Regions from separate parts of the Homo sapiens genome. Here region 1 is linked to region 2. The links are chromatin contacts, found by Hi-C or POLR2A ChIA-PET in ENCODE. All regions are on one chromosome and are shown on one strand. Each heading gives the region's core, a stretch centred on a gene start or an enhancer-like site at or near the end of the contact. The rest is flanking DNA. Distances are from core to core; before and after follow the strand shown.

Region 1 (5,291 bases), core at 1,569-4,068, 240 kb before region 2:
GGGACCCCAGTTCAGGGGTGGTCATCCTCGGCTTCCCACAGCCAGGCGTTCTCAGCCGGTACTGGAGGGAGGGGCTGTCGCCTCGCACCCACCGGTCCTCAGGACACTCGAACCAGGGTTGTGACCACTTGGGAGCCTCTGGGTTGGAGATCAGGCTGGTGGCAGTGCAGGAAGGGAGGACCATCCCCAAACAGCGTGGCCTTTACCACAAAGGAGCCACCCTGGGTTGTCTCCTGGACACGGGTTCAAATCCCTGGTCTGCAGCCACCTAGCCATGTGGCTTGGGACAACAGCAGTAGAATTCCTGGTAAACACCCACTGGTCCCAGGCTCTGAGCTGAGCTCTCACATGAACCAAGTCAGTTGTCAACAGCCTGGAAGGGGACCACCATTATCATCTCCTCTCTAAGTCACATTCTCCTCTGCAAGAGAAGAAGAGTGTGGCGCCCACTTTCTCATGTCACAAGAGAGACACTCGTCAGCACCTGGTGCACATTAGCCGCCTGTGGACACAAGCTCTTTCCTTTCCCACCACAAGGCCCTCCTGGAGCTGGCCGCCTCCTCTGCCTTGCTGGGGAGTTCCCTCAGCAGGAAGGAATGTGCAGGCCCAGCGATCTCTGGAAACACCCGGAGTCTGCAGAACGTGCTGGACGCGGTCAGCTGTGTGAGACCTTGGCCCCCAGGCCTCTGGATGCACTGGATTCCCTGGAACAGTTAGCAGGACACAGGGCAAAGGCCTTTCTCCTTCTGTCGGTAATCAAGACCATCTGAGGACCCACGGGGCGCTCACGTTCTACCTTCCCTGGCTTGGCTGAGGGTTGAGAGGGCCTCGGGAAGGGTGGAGGGAGGAGGGAGAATGGACATAGGCCCATCTTTCGGCCTAGATGGAGGAACCGTGTGCTGGCTGGGCAGGCTGCTGGCAGAGGTCAGGAGGGCTCTTCCCTGAGCCCTGCCATCCATGAACTGTGTAACTTTGATCCAGGCCTTGTCCCTCTGGGCCTCAGTTTCCCCAAGCTGGATGTGTCGTCCCCCTGCTTCATTCACAATTACCACCAGAAGGACCAACACCACCCTGCAAGACTCAATGGGGTGATGGATCAATCAGAAAAAAAAACAACAAAAAAAAACACAGATCGCCTAGGGCTTAATTAACAGGAGCATGGTATTCATAGCTGGGGAGGTGAGAGTCGGCTGCAGACTGTACCTAGGCACTAACACTCAGTTCTGGGAGAAAATGACAACTGATGCCTGTTCAGGAGAGGGCACTGCGGTGGGTCTTGCAAGGAACAGATAGGAGAAGCCCTGAGACTTGGTTTGGAGGAAAGAGGCCCAGAAGGTCATGACTGCCACCTCCAGATGCGCTGTGGCCCCGGAGCAGTACTAGAAAGCCCTTTCCTAGCTATGAGACCTCCTCCACAAAGGAATGCACGTTCAATGAGGTAGTGAGCTCTCTAGTCCCGGAGGTAAGCAAGTCTCTGGGTGGCATCTGGGACCTTGTGGATGCCCCAGCAGCCTGGCTGGGCTTACCCTGAGGGGCTAAAGGGAGTGGTTGGGCCCTTCGGCCCCGTGGTTCATGAAGCCTGTAGTGTTCCTCTTGGGGAAGGGGCCACTGATGTTTCCCAGCCATGGAAGTGCCTGGTAGACCTCACAGATGCTTTGATGGTCCAAACAGGTGCCTCTGAATGCCACATCTTTGGGCTCCAGGCTGAGAATGCAGGGGAGGGGACTTCTTGCCCCCTGTCCAGGCCTCAGATCCCTCCTGGCTTTCCTGCTCCAGCCCAGCAGCTCACCAGACCCAGCGTCACCAACATAGCGTGGCTCTTAAGACCTTGCCGGCCACCTCCCCACAGCATTCCTGCCTCCACCCTCCTCCAGATGCTGTGCTTTGCTGGCACAGGGCCCACTGTCCATGCTCCCTCTACCCACCCCCCTTCCCGAGGAGCCCGAGCTCTCCCAGCACCCTTCAAGCCACCCCTGGGTCCCTCGGCATGAGCCTTGCCCAGCCGCTGTTTCCTGGCCTGGGGGTATGGGTTTGCCCAGCTGTGGCTGCCACCTCCAGGACCCCATGGATGGGCAGGAGGATCCATCCACCCAGAAGGCTGCATCTCCCTCCTCAGGGCCACACAAGGAAGTTAGGGCGGAGCAGACCGGGGCCTCTCTGGCTGGGGCCCTGGGCCCCCAGCTCAGCGTCCCCTGCTCCCCTGGCCCCCACCCCTGCCCAGCTGCCGGGGGCCTAATCCAGGCCTGTGGGAAGAGGCCCTGGGTGGAGGCGGACGTGATAAGGAAGCCGCTGGGATGCCTGGATGCTGCAGATGTGGCTCTGGGCTCCTGCCTCAGGCGGATTTGACGAACTTGCTAAACTGCAATTCTCCATGGCTTAGGGGAGCTGGGCCCGGGCCAGCGCATGCATTATCCTCAGCAGCTGCGGGCTGTGGCGAGCCAAGGGGCGGAGGCCTGGCCAGGCAGAGGCTCCGAGGCCAGCCAGGCCTCCTAACCCTCCACCCTGGGACCCAGCGAGTTTGCGGGGGGCCATTCCCAGAGGTGCCGAAAGGGGCTCACAGATGCCAGTACCATGAAGGCCCAACTAACAAAGGATTTCCAACCAGAAAATATATTTCCCAGGATTCTGTAGACCAGAGTGGGGTGAAAGACAGCTTTGTGCTAGAGGCATGCGGCCAATGAGTGGGTACTGGAAGTTGGACCCCGCTGTCTCCACTGGGGGCTGCACCCGCCGTGCTCTGGGCTGGGCCGCTTACAGGCACTTCCTCCAGGCTAGGCATGACCTTGACATTGCCTGGAGTTTCCGGTTCTGGGGGAAGGAAGGGGCCTCTCAAACGGCCAGGCCAGGCAGAAGCACAGGCTTGGGCTTCTGTGTCAGGGAGGTGGGAGCTGTGCTGCTGCGCTCCCCGGGGCACCCAGCACCAGCAGCATGCCCGGTGGAAGGAGTATGGGCTTCACAACTTCCAAGCCCTCCGGGGCAGGTTCCAGGTGGACACCACAGCTGTCAGCCTGGGTTGCCCCCTGGCGTGAGGCTCACAGGTTCTGTGGATGTCATCAGACTGGCAGAGTTAGTGCTCCTCAAGAAATGGAGGCTGTCACCTCACCCAGTGGGGCGGCAAGAGCTCCAGGAAGCCACCATGTGGATAAGGGTGGGCGCAGAGCAGGCTTGAGGAGGGAGGCTGGGCTGGGTCTTCACCCTAGCGTCTGTTTTGACACTGGAGCCTCGAGCGGAATTCTGTACTCTAGACAATAAATTTCCACACACATAAGCAGAGAGCAGCGTTTCTGCTTCCAGCTGCCTCGTCTCCTAGAATAGCTCTTTTTTTTTTTTTTAAGAGGGAGTTTCACTCTTGTTGCCCAGGCTGAAGTGCAGTGGCGCGATCTTGGCTTACCTCAACCTCCACCTCCTGGGTTCAAGCGATTCTCCTGCCTCAGCCTCCCGAGTAGCTGGGATTACAGGCACCTGCCCCCATGCCCAGCTACTTTTGTATTTTTAGTAGAGACAGGGTTTCTCCATGTTAGTCAGGCTGGTCTCCGACTCCCGACCTCAGGTGATCCACCCGCCTCAGCCTCCCAAAGTGCTGGGATTACAGGCATGAGCCACCGCACCCAGCCAAATAGCTGTCTTTTAATTACACAGAAAGATCACCAGGAAAAAAGGGAAGAAAACAAGCCAGAGTCACTAGAAACTCATCTCCATGCCTAGAACCTCACAACAAAGTAGCTGAGAGGCCAGGCAGGTCCAGGCGGGCGCTCCAGCCAGGCAGGAGCTTGAGGGGCGGGGTGTGGGGGCCACAGTCACGGTACCTCCACCCGCAGGGTGGGTTGATAGATTGTGGGGACTGTGAGCACCTTCCTTCCATATGGCTGAGCACCCATATGGGACTTGGCACTGGGAACAGCAAGCCAGCAGCTCCAGCACCCTGTAAAGTCCAGGGGAGGGGGGCACATTTGAACCCATTAATCACACAAATTTTGCATCGCAGTGTGAGATGCAGGTGAGTGCTGCAGGCCTGGAGTAGGGGAGTGTCTCCGTCAGAGAAACCATGGAAGGCTTCCCAGAGGAAGCAGCGCTGGAGCTTTGAGGAAAAGTGGGGAGTAACCAGGGAGCCTCTTCAGAGTCCAAGTCACTCTTCAGAATGACCCGGGCGCAAAAGACTACACCCAAAGAAAAGCTGGCTGCGTTCCCAGCCAGCTGAACTGCGGGCCGCCTGCCTCCTCATCTGCGTTCCTGCCTCCCCACCTTTGTTTAGGCCATTCCCCCACCCAGAATGCCTTTCCAGGACAGAGCTTCTCCAACCTTAGTTCTGACTTTCTAAGTCACAGAGAACCACAGAGAGGCCTCCTCCAGGGACACCACCTGAGCCTCAGCACTTTGTAGCTGCCTCTTCATCTCAGGCCAGTGTGAGCCGGGGTGAGGGCTCCAGCCCCCTTGGAGCGCCCGGCATCAACCCCGTGTGCCGGGCAAGCTCCAGAAGTGTGTTGGAAGGCAGGGTCGATATTGCCGGCTTTGGGGGGATGAGTCGATAACGATTGAAAGTGAGCAAAATATTCTCCTTTCTCTCCCTGTAAGGGGAATTTGAAAATCGGATTTACTGGTTAAATTAACAGAATGTGCATTCTCAGTTCAGCCCCACCCCTGGGACTAGTCACTTACTTAAAAATACATATTAAAAATACAGTGAATCATCTCCACTATGTAAAAACAACAAAACGTGCATGCACCTAGCCATGGGGCAAAACCCATAACAAAAACCCCCACCCTGGTCATTGGCCTGTGGCAGGGCCTTATGGGGTCTCAATTTCCTTCTTTGTGTTCATGTATTTCCCACCTATTTCACAGTGAACTGATTCCTTTTAAGGTAAAGAGAAAAGATAACATTTTAAAATAAAAGAATAAGGTATCAATATCATTAATTGCAGTTTTAATGGTAAGAAGTGCCCCCAGCTCATTTCTCCATCCCCACTTTGAAAGTGACAGGGTCTCAGGCAGCCCTGTTTCCAGGCAGACGTTTCTGCACATGGACGCACACACGCAGGCAGGACGTTTGGTCTCCTGCTCTGTTCACTTAACATTAAAGATAAGCATCTCTCCCCAACAAGACTTCATAATTACGGTGGTTAGGGGCTGCAGCATCTTCCTCCCAGCAGCCCGGATTCTCGCTTTAAATTTGGTGGGGAGAGTGGCCGCCTGCAGAGCTATTAGCGGGGAGTGATTGATGGTTCAGTTGGAGCAAGGCTAGCTCAGCTGCACACCCCCGGGAGAGCGTGTTGGCCTTATTAATCCTGTGT
Region 2 (5,342 bases), core at 427-2,926:
TTACCCTCTAACAAGTTTCTCAGCTATAAAATGGGAATAAAAATACCTAACAGAGAGTCAGTGCAAGGCCTTCAGCCCAGCGCTTGGCATGCAGTAGGTGCTCAATACCTGGCCACTGCTACTGAGACTGCATCTAGGAAGGAACCGATGCTTGTTGACTAGGCTCTGTATGCCAAGCACCAATCAGGGGCTTTCCTCCTACTGTCATTTCATCCTGCAGCAGCCCTATGACAGAAGCGAAAGTAGGATTGTCCCATTTCACAGATAAGGAAACCAAGACCAAGAGCTTCAGTAACTCAGCAGGCAGGCTAGGAAGCAGCAAAGTCCACCTGCGCTCCATGTGGCCCCCAGCCCATCTGCAGGCCCCAGCCAAGCTCTCCTGTGTGTCTTCCACCCTCCCCTGCTGCCCCTCTGTGTTCCCACACTCTGGCACTCCAAGACCCACACACTCTGGGCACTGCCACTTCCAGCATCTGCCTGGAGAGCTCCAGAGGTAAGACCTGTCTGGAGAGGAGACTCCCTTCCTGTAAGACGCAAACCACCCCCTGCACTGCCTTCCCTGCCCCACCCCACCCCCTAGGCAGTGAGGGTGGCCCAGTCTTCCCCTACAATGCTCAGTTCTCACAATCATCCCCATAAACATCTTTCTAGCCCCCATTCTACAGCGACCACCCTTCAAGGAGACAGCGCCCAATATCACACACAGGACCTGGCACACAGAAGGAGCTCAGCAAACGTTTGATGACTGTGTGGTAAATGAACAGAGTGCCTCCTATGTGTCCCTCATGATGTCCATACCAGAGTGTTCTGGAAACCTAAGCCAGGAAGCAGAGTCTTATCTCCCTGGCCCAGTTTCAAGACCAAACCAGACAGGGCTCTGTATGTCTTAGTTGATTAAAGTGATGAACAGGAAGAAAACACAGGCTGTTTATTGGCTCCACAGAGAATCCCTTTCTCAAAATGCCAGGGACCGGGTACTTTGACACAAATTCAGCAGCAGCATCTTTAATCATTTCAGGGTTAATAAAAAATGTCAATTACATTTGTCATCAGGACTATCCTGGGGGAACAATCCCAGTGCAGACAATCTCTGGCCAAATGACAGCCTGGTATGTTTGTCACACATCCCTCCAGCTGCCTCGCTGACGAATTTATCGAGGTGGTTACCTCCCCCGGCCTGTCCCTTCGTAAATAATCAGAAGTAATATGGATCTCCCAAATAATCCTGACCTGAGAATTGCTGCTCTGGCTCTCCCTAAATAAAAGAAGGGAATAAAAACAGGGAATGAGACTAAATAGACCAGAAGGTGAAGGTTGCCTGGAAGGATGCGTATAGCAGCCAGGGCAGCCTGGGCTCCTTCCACATGGACAAAGCAGGAGCCTGTGTTTTTCTCCCAGTGTCCCTCAGTGCTCAGCACAGCCTCCAGAGAGCTAGCATGCTGAATCATGACGGCCAGCCCCTCCCATGCCCCAAAACCTTGAGGGTCCCATCCTACAGCCCTTTCTATCCGCCTGTAAACAGCCGCTCAGAACAGACTAAGTGGCATGCCTCCACGGGACTCAAAGCCAGGTGTCTGGCGCCACCCCGCTGCCGTGGCCGAAGGGCTCCCTGACTGTGGCTGCCTGTCTGCATTTTGAGAGTAGCTATTTTGCAATCAAAGAATTCCTGCACATTCATTTGCCAGGTGCAAACGCATCCAAGAGGAAAACACTCCCCTGCTATGACTGACACACATAAAGAGAGGAATGGAGTCAGGTTGAAATTGAAAAAGGAAAACGCTGCTTTCCACCCCAGGACTACTCCAAATGTTCTGAAATCCTGAAATGTGCCTAAATGAAGTGTTCTATCTTTATCAGAGAGTGACTCGAAAATGACTATGCTGCTTTTAGGGACGCTCACATGACAGTTTCCCATGTTTGTTTCTTAACAATGGATCCTTTCCTTGACAAGTGGACCTGAACATGCACTGGAAGTCAGGGCCCAGGCTTCCTCCAACTGGAAGTGGGGTTTGGGCAACTCCCTCAGCCTCTGCCACGTCACACGAGAGCGCTGCCAGCTAGTTCACTCCCATCCACTGCAGCATGCTTTACAAATGGGAGGAATTTTTGCTATAAAACCCTCAAACATTCAAGATAACATTTATTATATTGAATGGAGAAAATATGGAGAGTGTGAAAAATATATAACTGTTTCTAGTATTCATTTTAAAGCTATGGCAATTCAAAGAGTTAAGCTGAGCACAATGCCTTGAAGACCACTGTTAGTTTCTCCAACTCACTGTCACATAAAAAGCGTCCACCCCCACATGGCAAGCAGGGGCTGCCCAGCTGTCCTTCCAGAGAGTTCTGTCTCCAAGGAGAAATCCAGGTGACGCTTTTTCAGCAGCCCCACAGGCATTAGGTTTGCAAGTTAACTTTCACAAGACAGGCAAAGGCTCTTATTTTGACGGCTTCCCTCCATCTAGGCAATTTTATCACCTTCATAAACACTAACGGCTCTTGAATACCTGCTGTGGGCGGGCCGTGCTGTACCAGGCTGAACTGCACAACGCCACACAAAATGCCATCAGATGAGTCACCTGTCTGCACTGAATCAGCTCTGTGATGCACAGGAGTCCGGGGGCTGAAGCAACAGCAGCTTCGTCACCGAGGCCAGAGCCATCCACCACGCATTCTGACAAGCAACAGATGCCAAAGGGCAGGGTCCTTCACTTCCTGAGTGCCCACCAAGTGCCAGGTGCCTCACACATGTTGTCTGTGATCCTAACAATAACCCAGGAGGGTATTCTGCCACCAGTCACCAGTGGGTGCAGGGAGGGTCAGAAAGGAGGACTTCACTTGCCCAGGGCATAGAGCTAGGAAGTACCTGGGCAACTGATGCCCAGCCCCACTCCCTACTGCTCCTTGCCTCCATCTGCAGGAGGGTGCCCTAGCCACCAGGGCCAGGCCATTTTTTGTGGGCAGGTGGTCAATTGGCCATGTGCTAAAGGAAGTGCAGACCCCTAGAGGGGTTCTAGAAGGAACTCTGGCCTTGCAGCCAGGCAGTTCTGAGTTCAAATCCCAGCTCTGCCTCTTACCAGCTGTGTGACCCTGAGCATATCACTGTACCTCTCTGAGCCTTACTTTCCTCAGATATACAATAGGGAAAATGTAATGAACCTCACAGGGTGGCTGAGAAGACTAAACAAGATTCAATGAAATAACATGAAAGCCACTCAACCTCTCTCTTCTCCTTAATCAAGTCTGCCTATAATCAGCTTTGGATGAAAAAGCCAGAGAATCAAACCTAACTTCAAATCCCACCTCCCAGGTTTGCCAGCTGAATGATCGTGAGCATGGGGCAAAACCTCCTCTGGCTCAGCTCCCCATAGCCACCTACAGGGCAGTGCAAGGGTTAAGGAGCTGGTGTCTGGCACAGAGTGGGCGTTCAATAAAAGCTCATTCAATTCAATTTGACTTAATTAAAAAACCTTACTCATAGCCTCGAGAATGGCAGGAGCACAGAGGGCTAAAACTACAAACAGAAATCCATTTGAAGCCCATAAATTTTATATCCTGCCAATGAACGCATTTTCTTATTAAGCGACAATATTATAAACCAATTCTGAATTCCTGGCAATGCCTAAGAGTCATATCTTCATTGGGCTGAAAGCTGTTGTCAAATCACAAAGAAATTGAAGGGGTTCTAAAACAACTCATGGAAAGGAATAACTGAAACCAAGTTTACTGAACAAATCAAATTATTTCACTACGTGCCTGTCTTTGCAAATCTTCTCCAAATTACACTTCATTACAAGACTTGGAAATTAGACACCAGCAACAAAATAAGAAAGCCAGAACAGATAAATATTTACATAATCATGAGAATAATAATATTCTCCTGTGCAAATCTACCTACTACTTTGTTTACTCTTATTAACTCAAGTTTAGAAATGGGACAATCATCTGAAACAGGGCCCTGGGGATTTCTTTCCCAGACTCCAACTACTTCTTTCTTTTGCGAAAACAATGGTGTGTCAGGAGAAAAAAGGATGAGAAGGCAAGGACAGAGGGAGGTGCAGTCCTCCTTGAACCCCTTAGCATCCTTGGTGGTCAGCTCAGGGCTCACAGCAGCTGGGCAGATAAATGCTCTGAGCCAGCTCCTGTCTTCTCTTCTTCACTAAGGGGGCGTATAACACCAGTGCTGTGGGTGAACGTAGGGTTGGAGAGGTAGAGGGAGAGAATGGGGGTTAACAGTGGTGGTGACAGTAACATCAGTAGCAGTAACAGTAATACTACTAATACTAATAATACTAGTAATAATACTAATAATAATAATGGCAACCAATGCCCAAGTGTCTGGGTGCTGGACACATGTCATCCCAAATCCCTACAACCACTCTCTGCTTAGAGGTATGTCTCTGCTTCACAGTAAGGAAATCAAGGCTGCCAGAAGTTAAGCAACCCACCTTGCCCAAGGCCACACAGCTAGTAAGTGCCAAAGCTAAGGTATGAGCCCAGCTTCGGGTGGCTTTTTTATGCCACTATAGTACCACTTCTTGGGCACTGAAACCCAAGAGCTGAAACAGTGAGACTCAACACTCAGCGGGCTCAGACTGGAATCTCAGATATGGGTCTGGGTCTTGCTAAAGCCAAGCTGTGGGGTCTCTTGAGGAGAGGATGGGGCTAAGGCTGGGCCGTGGGGGGCTGGGCAGAAGGGACCTGCTTTCTACAGGCAGGTGCTCTTCCAGGAGCAAGACCAACGTGTGGGTTGGGCCCTGGAAAGAAGTCCCTGCTCTGGGCTCCACCTCCTCCTTTCCTGCCACTCTCCTGAGCCCTCAGCCACAATAATCAAACATGCATACAAGCATTCAACACACAAGTACCAGGCCCTTACTCCAGCTCCAGCCCCTCACCAAGCACTGAAGGGACCCAAATGGCTAAGGCACAGCCCCAGTGCTAAAAGGCCTTCAGTGCTCTTCTAGGCAAGACTCTAACTGTTGTGCCACATTTTCCAAAACAAAAAGGCAGAACAGATGGCTCAGCATATGCTGTGGCACAAGGACAGCAACTGAAAGCAGGGCCAACCTAGCAAACCAAGGCCCTCTGGGAGCCAGAGCTTTTGCTTCTGGGGTGCGCATGTACCCTCCACAGCTCAGGGGGCGAGAGCGAAGAGACGCTCTCTTCTGCACATATGATGCCCAGCCAGATGTTCCTAGGTGAAACCCAACCCCAGGAAGGACCCAATGACATGGCAAAGTAAAACCAAGCTACACAGGAGACTGACACACAGGACACTTGTCCCCAGTGTGCAGAGTCCTCCACGACCCAAGAGACACCGAACACCTGACTCAGAGGCTACC

The links. Hi-C counts contacts between places; a loop is a spot of excess contacts on that map. ChIA-PET counts read pairs that join two places held with the same protein, here RNA polymerase II (POLR2A). Pooled maps may share reads with other maps.
Region 1: a pooled map shows a loop between it and region 2 (31-fold over the local background). The contact joins two enhancer-like sites. A Hi-C loop is called at or near these places in 1 of 168 maps with a recorded cell type or tissue (right cardiac atrium) and 1 of 50 pooled maps. POLR2A ChIA-PET finds 5 or more read pairs at or near these places in 2 of 52 experiments (HCT116 and SK-N-SH).

Annotation. Positions count from the first base shown.
Region 1 is chr14:100,675,243-100,680,533 of GRCh38, reverse strand. No RefSeq gene overlaps it. Among named protein-coding and RNA genes, the nearest start is that of LINC00523, 21 kb to the right of the region's middle. RefSeq lists enhancers at 1-10, 605-1,198. Within about 2 kb of position 2,818, at least 20 of the 41 ENCODE cell types and tissues checked have a DNase peak (open chromatin) inside an H3K27ac peak, as active enhancers do.
Region 2 is chr14:100,436,610-100,441,951 of GRCh38, reverse strand. All of the region lies in intron 2 of WDR25 (WD repeat domain 25), which reads right to left. Among named protein-coding and RNA genes, the nearest start is that of WDR25, 63 kb to the right of the region's middle. RefSeq lists a silencer at 706-1,000 and an enhancer at 2,173-3,372. Within about 2 kb of position 1,676, at least 24 of the 41 ENCODE cell types and tissues checked have a DNase peak (open chromatin) inside an H3K27ac peak, as active enhancers do.